2 separate regions of the Homo sapiens genome follow, and region 1 is linked to region 2. Evidence: chromatin contacts called from ENCODE Hi-C or POLR2A ChIA-PET data. All regions are on one chromosome and are shown on one strand. The core of a region is the stretch at or near the end of the contact, and the rest is flanking DNA. Distances in the headings are between cores, read along the strand shown. Region 1 holds the start of DSG3 (desmoglein 3). Region 2 holds the start of DSC2 (desmocollin 2).

Region 1 (4,498 bases), core at 993-3,492, 350 kb after region 2:
TGTTAAACAAATTCAAACACTAAATTCAGAAAGGTAACCAACATTTTGGTCACTGAATTCCACATTATATAAATCACTAACAAATTCAATAGTACTCAGCTCAGATTTCATCACATTTATTTGTTAACTAGTCTAGTCACAGAGAAATTACCTCCTAACTCAGAAAAGACCTTGTCCTGTGTGTCAGTTTTCCCATGTTGGAAAGGATTCAGTAGTAGTTCACTTTTTGATTTTAGTCAAAAAGTGCATAAAATATGATATATGGAATTTAGTGGGAACTCTACAGAGAACACCAAATTTGATCTTTTGAAATTTTCTTTCCTAGTGGAAGCAGATTTTAAGGGTTCTCTAATTATTTCTCTATTAGCATCAACACTCATCAGATTTGTCACAAATCCATTTAAGATATATGGTAAAACTCAGGGATGAGCAATTTTTCTTTTTTTCTGTAAAGAACAAGAAAATATTTTTGACTTTGTGGCCATACAGTCTCTATCCATATCAACTCTGTTGTTACAACACAAAAGCAGCCATTCACAATGCATGAACAAATGGGCATGGCTGTGTTCCAATAAAACTTTATTTACAAAGTCTTTATTTCAAAACCAAGACTTTTCTGGAAATGAAGAGTGGTAATGGTCATGGTTGCACAACAATGTGAATATATTTAATGCCACTGATTTGTACACTTAAAAATAGTTAAAATGATAGATTTTATGTTATGTATATTTTACCACAATTTAAAAAGAAACAAAAACAAAATTTTGTTCACAAGATGTTTTTTCTAACTCCTAGACTACACAGTCCTTTCTGCTTAAAATACTCTGTGATTGGCCTGGCGCGGTGGCTCACGCCTGTAATCCCAGCACTTTGGGAGCTGAGGCAGGAGGATCACGAGGTCAGGAGATCAAAACCATCCTGACTAACACGTGAAACCCCATCTCTACTAAAACTACAAAAATTAGCCGGGCGAGTTGGCGGGAGCCTGTAATCTCAGCTACTCGGGAAGCTGAGGCAGGAGAATCACTTGAACCCGGAAGGCGGAGCTTGCAGTGAGCCGAGATCGCGCCATTGCACTCCGGCCTGGGCAACACAAAGAGACGCAGTCTCAAGTAAGTAAGTAAGTAAATAAATAAATAAATAAATAAGAATAATGTTTCATTTTCTGTACTACTCGGGAGCCTGAGGCAGGAGACAGCCTCCTCAATTCAGGAGAATTGCTTGAACCCGGGAGGCAGAGGTTGCAGTGAGCCGAGATCGCGCCACTGCTCTCCAGTCTGAGCGACAGAGCGAGACCCCGATTCAAAAAAAAAACTGTGATTAAGTGGTTTCTAAAACCTAATGTGTAATACTTGCAAAGATAAAATTGCTCTTCTACCAAACCTTTCTTTCAATATTTCTGAAACTGTAAAAAGTACTTTAAATTCTAATGTTATAAGCAAAGTAGCTAAAATGGGGCTGGTAATTTTTCCCCTCTGCTTTATCTTGGGTTAGAGTCGAAGTATTTAAGCACTTCCGAGTATGTAACAGCAAGCAGGTTCACCACACTGGGGAAAATGTCTTGAGTAATGAAAAGAGCACCAAGATAATCTACCTTATTAGGCAATCTAGGCTTTTTTGAAAGTTATAAATGAAAAGAAATACAGTATAAAAGATGTCATTTGAGTATTATCAGAGTAATTTTGCAACGCATTATTTATATATTTCAAATATTCAAGGCACCATATAACTGTTCAATTTTATTTCTTTTTTTTTTTTTATTCAAAGCCTACATTCATAGTTGCTTAATGGGATGTTTTTCTTCTTCATATTTTTAGTGCCTTTCAATAAAATATATCATTGCTTAACATCTACATTTTGCTTAACTTTAGATCTACCCACACATACTCAGGCTGAAAATAAATGCTCTTTTACAAGTTAGATTTTGGGGGATTTTGTACGTTTTGCTTTGCTTTTCGGTTTTCATTGTAACCATAGTCAACTAGATTCAGCCATAAGACATCAACACTGACAAAGTGTAGTCCGGACTAGCTTTTGCACTTCCACATCATGATTAATTTATTATTCATCTGGTACCTTCCTATTAAACTTTGTCTTTAGCCTGTGAACTTTTCTTTCAGCTTCCAACAAAGGATTTCATTGCTTTAGGAATCGAGGTGTGGCTAAGTTTTTACCTGGGAGCAAAGGTGATGCAAGCGTTTCTGGTGAGACCTACCCTTGGTTTAGGGTGGGGAGGGACCGCATAACAGACCATCTGTAGACTCCTTCGGAAAGCAGCAGAGACGCTGCAGAGGGCTTTTCTTAGACATCAACTGCAGACGGCTGGCAGGATAGAAGCAGCGGCTCACTTGGACTTTTTCACCAGGGAAATCAGAGACAATGATGGGGCTCTTCCCCAGAACTACAGGGGCTCTGGCCATCTTCGTGGTAAGTCCTGGATTTTCCTAATAATCACAAACTTCCCTGCTTCCTCCCTTGTTAAAGAATATTATATTTGATTGCACAATCTTTATTATAAATTCTAAAAGGAGTGCAGTGGAAATCAACACTTTGAAATGAAATCGTGAAGATTACCAATTTCCTTCTTTTGTTGTTTTTTATGTTGTATTTTACATAGAAAAATAAACCAGAAAGAAATGAGTTTTAAAAACCATTTAGAATTTTTTTTAGTTAATGAATTAAGTAATCTTAATCACAGGTTATATTTTCCACAACATTTTCACTTTCTTTAAAGTTATGCTTTTACTAGTTTTTCTAACCCACAAACAAGAACACAGGAGCCACTTCTATTTTCCAAGATTACATGTCTCTTAGCATATAGCTAAGAACTCTACACGCCTGGGCTTGATACCTGACACGCTTTTAAAAGTAAAAAATCGCAGAATTAAAATCAAAGCAGTGTTTGACTCTAGAGAAGTTGGGAGGATTATTAAGTAAGTATTTATGTTTAGCTATTATGTGCCAAAAGAAAATGTCAGCCTTTGGGGATGGGGGGAAAGACATACAACATTTTAAAGCCATTTTTTTCAGAAAAGTAATACTTCTGTTGATTGAGAAAGTCGTACATAGTATTATCTAAAAGAGAAACGGAATGTTACAGACTGTTTAAAACCTGGATGTTACAGACTAACTTACTCCTTAACTGTGTTCTTATAGCAAAAAAAAAAAAAGAAAAGTCACAATATTATCTGTTACACGGAGATATCAAAATAGTTAAATATACCTTAAAAATGAATGTCAAAACAATTCCTAATGCTAATTTGTATGGTTTCCATGATAAGCTGGGTTGGCCTAGGCATCAATTTACCTCATTTCTTCATGAAAAAAATTGAGATAAATGGACTTCAAGAAGTCACAGGGAGATAGATCTCAAGAAAGGACTTTCTTAGCTCTCCCTAAGATTTTTGTTTTTGTTTTTGTTTTTGAGACAAGGTCTGGCTCTGTTGCCCAGGCTGGAGTGCAGTGGTGCGATCTCCAACTTCTGCCTCTGGGGTTCAAGTGATTCTCGTGCCTCAGCCTCCTGAGTAGCTGAGATTACAGGCGTGCACCACCACAGCCAGCTAATTTTTTTGTATTGTTAGTAGAGATGGGGTTTTGCCATGTTGACCAGTCTAGTCTCAAACTCCTAGCCTCAATGGATCCGTCCACCTCGGCCTCCCATAATGCTGGGATTGCAGATGTGAGCCACTGCACCCAGCCTCTAAGATTCTATTTCTATTACGACAATGTAACTGTGTTCAGTACCTGATTTTATTTGAAAGGAGGATGTTGTTAAAGAGAAATGTGACAGTTGTATGACTTTCCCACCTTTCCAGATGGGAAATGTCTGGGCTGAACCCCAGGTGGTCTGATAACCCCTATGTCCAAGCCAATGGCAAAGCTCAGGAAGTTAGGGGCCATGCAGCATGGGCTGTCGGGATAGTATTGCCATGAGGACATAGGATTGGGCCACCATAAGCTAAGGGGGATTCTTTTTTTTTTCTAATTTGACATATAGGACACTCTCAATTACTCCTCTGATTCTGGAGTGACTGTGACATCCTTATATTGAGGCTAATTTTTATTTTTATATTCTCAATGCTTATTATATCTGTCTTAGAGTGGACATGCAATTGTTTGAAGAATGAGTAAATGAATGATTTAATGAGCCTTCTCTAAACTAAAAAACCCCCGCACAATGTCCCTATAATTCTAGTCATAAAGGAAACTATGAAATGACATGTATTTGGTTCCACTCAAGAAAATTTTACATACACATGCTGTTTAAACAACAGTATAACTTCATACATAATTGTTCAACTGAGTGGTCTAGACCTACTCTGTCCCATATGGTAGCCACCAGCCACATGTGGTTTTAAGCCACTTGAAATGTGGTTGGTCTGAGTTGAGGTGTGCTATTTAATATAAAATATACATCATAATTTGAAGAAGACTTTGAATGAACAAAAGAATGTAAAATATGTCAATAATTTTTTATGTTGATTACATGTTGAAATGA
Region 2 (3,855 bases), core at 946-3,445:
AAGCTAAGGAAGAACAAGGAATGGAAATTCAATTTCAGTGTATTCAGTGATACCCCACCTCCTCCTAAACAGAATCTGAGATAACACACAGAAAGCTCTCTCTGCAGGTATATGCAGAGCAATGCCACGCATTGCCAGCGTCTGTGCATGCCTTTTCCTTTAAAGAATGGCCGGTGGTTTTAAAAGAAATTGCAATTTTATTAGGAGTCTAATGAAAATTTATTTCTTACTCATCAACATATGTTCTGACCGTTATTTATTCCATTCTTGGTTTCCTCATCTGTAAAATGTTAACTGCTGTGTACTTGGCCCTTTCTATGTTATTAATATGCCCTGAGAATTCAGTTAAGGGTTTGAAGTCCATTGAGCTCCTCGAGAAAGACATTCTAATAACAGTAACAATTACCAATTCATGATTGTAAAATGTGGAACTCTACTGCGAAGTGAGAGCGGAAGAGAAGGGGAAATTATACGAATATTTCAGCCCCCAGTTCACTTCTCCCAGAAGGAATTAGCCTTCCGGGTTCCTCCCTTTGTCCTTCAAGATTGATTGGCGCCCAACGCCTTCTGCTTAAGACAAGGAGCACTTTTCCACACCTGTCGATTTTTTTCCTCTTCCAGGGAGCCAGGAAAAGTCCAATCGGACTTTTTATATCCCCAATTCCCCAGACGCTGCTCCCGGCATTGGCTTTTTGCGTCTTCAGGCTCCCCAACGAGATCCCATCGGTCAAGCCTGGGAAAGGGGCTGTCCCGCCCCAAATAAGGCCAACCACTTAGGCTCCCAGCTCTGGGAAGGGGTAGGGTCATTGCTGTAGTGCTCTTTAAAGAAAGAAAGAACCTGGGGCAAGGGGCGGTGGCGCGGGGGGCGGGTGGTGAGCAGAAAAATCGAGTCGCCTCTGGGGACAAGAAATCAGAAAGACCCTTCCTTCCTCCGAAGATTTAGGGAACTGAAGCCTCGCACGTTAAGAAACCACTGAAACTGTACAAATGCTCACCTAGGGCTCGCCGGTCGACAGTCCTCAGGAGCAAAGGGTCAAGATCCCCTCCCCCACCCGCCACTTCCCCCCGCCCTTCTCTCAGAGTAAACAATTCCCAGAAAGGCGAGCAGTTCCCTTTTTCACCCAAGGACACTCGCTCTCCGTCCCGGCCGCCCAGCGGTTCCCCTTTCCGTGGCCTGGGCAGGCGCTGAGGCACAGGGAGCCGCACGTTCCCGAGGCACAGGGAGCCGCACGTTCCCGAGGCACAGGGAGCCGCACGTTCCCGGGGAAGGTGCCAGAGGCCAGCTGGACGGCCCCGGCGCACTCCCGCCCCGGCGCACTCCCGCCCCGGCGCACTCCGACCCCGGCGCACTCCCGCCCCGGCGCACCCTGCTCCCCGGCGCGTACCCAGGGGCCACGATTTTGGCTGGGCGAAAGCGGCCCGCTCCCGCCTCTCCTTGAGTGCGCTGATTACATCTACCGGAGACACCTTCCCTTCCCTTGGGGATCCCAACTCTCAGGTCGCGATCCTCTTCCTATCTGCCCTCCCCCACCCCCGCCAACTCCATTTTCTAGCCACCCAGAGGCCCCTTCACCCCAGCTTTTCCCGCCACCCCCACCTATCCCCGTTCCCCTAGTTTTCCTCTGCACCCTAGGCGATCGCCCCCTTCCCCGGAGCGGTGGCCGCGGCTACACTCACCGCGAGGGTCAGCAGGAGCAGCCGGCAGAGGGCTCCGTTCCAGGAGCCGGAGGGGCGGGCTGCCTCCATGGAGAGGGCTCGGGGCAGGTCGCGGGCCGAGCGTCGGGCCGGGGTAGGAGGGCTCCGCGGGGCGAGGGCCGCGGCCGGAGCGCAGTCTGGGCCCGCTGCTCAGGAGGAGCGCGAGGCGGAGGAGGTGGGGCGCGCGGAGAGGTGCTTTTCTTAGCTTCTCTGAAGCGCCTGCCTCTCATCCAAGGGGCTTTTCCTTTGGCGGAGGGAGGGGCTCCAGACGCGTCCAAAAGACACCGATCGGCCCCTCCTTGTTGTCTATTTAAGACTTAAGACTTCATTTCTCTAAGAAAGCCACGGGTGGGAACTCCCTCTCGCCGCCACCCTTTTACCTGCGCAAGGTGTTTCTCACCAGCGGACGCCACCTATAAGGCCCATCTCCCCCACCACGCCCCGGTGTCCGCTCCGCCAGGCGAGATTAACAGCCGGCCCTGCCCAGCAGAAGCCCTGACTGCACAAAGACTCACTCCTGAGTGCGCGGTCGGCCCCGGCTCCGCCCTGCCCGCTGCCCTCGGCGACGGCCGTGGTCCCTGCCCTGGGGTCAATTACAGAGCGAGGTCTGAGCCGCAGAGGCTGGGTTTTAGGTCACAGCTGCCTGAGGCCCACCTGACAGAAAGTTGACTCCAGGGAGACTGTTACACACTCTACTGGAGTGAATTTCCTACACACACCCACAAGCAGTTCAGACATCATAGTCATCTGAGGCACCATTCTTTGGGGTCTTGTGTTTTTAGGAATTTACTGGCATGACAATGATACAAGACAATCGCCATAATTTAGAGACAAAAATACATATATACATACATACGTACGTAAAGTTAGGGAATCAAGGCGACTGCAAAATAATAAAATCGAGGGTGAGTTACTATAAGAAATGCATCCATTGAGGTCCTAGTCGTGGGCTACATGTGGTTACTGATTTTCTCCAAGAACATCCCTGGTCACAAATAGAGTTATAACTTATTTCCTATACCGGACTCCTGAACATCCAGTGGAGAGTTCTCACCTTCTTTACTACCATCAAAACCAGAGTTCATGGTGAGAAATGAATAAGAATGGGATAATTTACATTTTTATTTGAAGTGCACTTAAACTAAATGAATTATTGCAGCACACAATCTGGAAGATTAAGATATAAATGCTGTTTCTTTTAGCTCTTCAGAAAGCAATGACAAGGCATCTGACTCATCCTCCTGCACCTCTTTTCAATTACTGACTTAAACCAGGTAAGCCTGACCACAAAAGAGAAACTTGTCTGCTCCCTTTTATTTGGTTTAAGTTTCCTCAGGGATGTCCTGAGAATCCTATGTGAAAAGCCAACCCTGACACTCACACCATTTCGATTCTTGAAAATGTTCACCATCTTAACACCATTGTATGCCGAGCCAGAATTACTGCAATACTGAGTGTATATTTAAATTAAAAATTAATGTCAAACAGCGCATGCCTTACATTCTCTGTGTCTGTGCTATGCTCATGCCCTATTTTATTAACGAATGCCACTAATGAGCTGTTCTGTCTCCATATCCATAAAATTATCATTGACCCTTTGCTAGTAAAATAAGCCTGAGTCATCAGCATGAGACTATAATTGACATCCTTCCGTTTCCATATTTTTTAACACTCATAGTTTTCCATCAATGATACCATAAGCACACCTCATCCTATTAAAGATGACATCATGGTCTCTAGCATGAAGCTTTTCAGAGGACAAAAAGAAAGCTATAAGCGTTTCAGGTTCTGGAGATCTACTCAGACTATCATCACAGGCTTTGACTATAGGACATTTCCAAACTCTTGCCTACTCTTTACCCTCTGATGCCTTAAGGGCAGCTCATGTTTTTCCTCATTCCAGGAAAGGGCGGAAGAGCAATTTGACTAGAATTCATCTTAGATATTTATTTTCCTCTTTCACATTAATTGATAGAGGCTATTAAAATGGTGATTTGTTTGTTTTATTCCAAAAAAAACTTTCAACAAAAGAATGGAATATAAAGTACTTTCTCTGAGCAAGTACCCAATTTATTTAATGTATTTAGGTTAGGCTATATGGTCACTGAAATAGATCCCTCTAAAACATAGGTTTGAAACAAAGGGCATATATTTAAAAAA

The links. Hi-C counts contacts between places; a loop is a spot of excess contacts on that map. ChIA-PET counts read pairs that join two places held with the same protein, here RNA polymerase II (POLR2A). Pooled maps may share reads with other maps.
Region 1: a pooled map shows a loop between it and region 2 (4-fold over the local background). The contact joins the promoter of DSG3 here to the promoter of DSC2 in region 2. A Hi-C loop is called at or near these places in 1 of 50 pooled maps. POLR2A ChIA-PET finds 5 or more read pairs at or near these places in 3 of 52 experiments (H1, MCF 10A and WTC11).

Annotation. Positions count from the first base shown.
Region 1 is chr18:31,445,499-31,449,996 of GRCh38, forward strand. It overlaps DSG3 (desmoglein 3), which reads left to right and starts at 2,243. Exons shown (of 16, transcript NM_001944.3): 1 at 2,243-2,427. The coding sequence starts at 2,380.
Region 2 is chr18:31,100,226-31,104,080 of GRCh38, forward strand. It overlaps DSC2 (desmocollin 2), which reads right to left and starts at 2,196. Exons shown (of 16, transcript NM_024422.6): 1 at 1,678-2,196. The coding sequence starts at 1,746. It overlaps DSCAS (DSC1/DSC2 antisense RNA), which reads left to right and starts at 1,363. Exons shown (of 4, transcript NR_110785.1): 1 at 1,363-1,498; 2 at 2,898-2,969.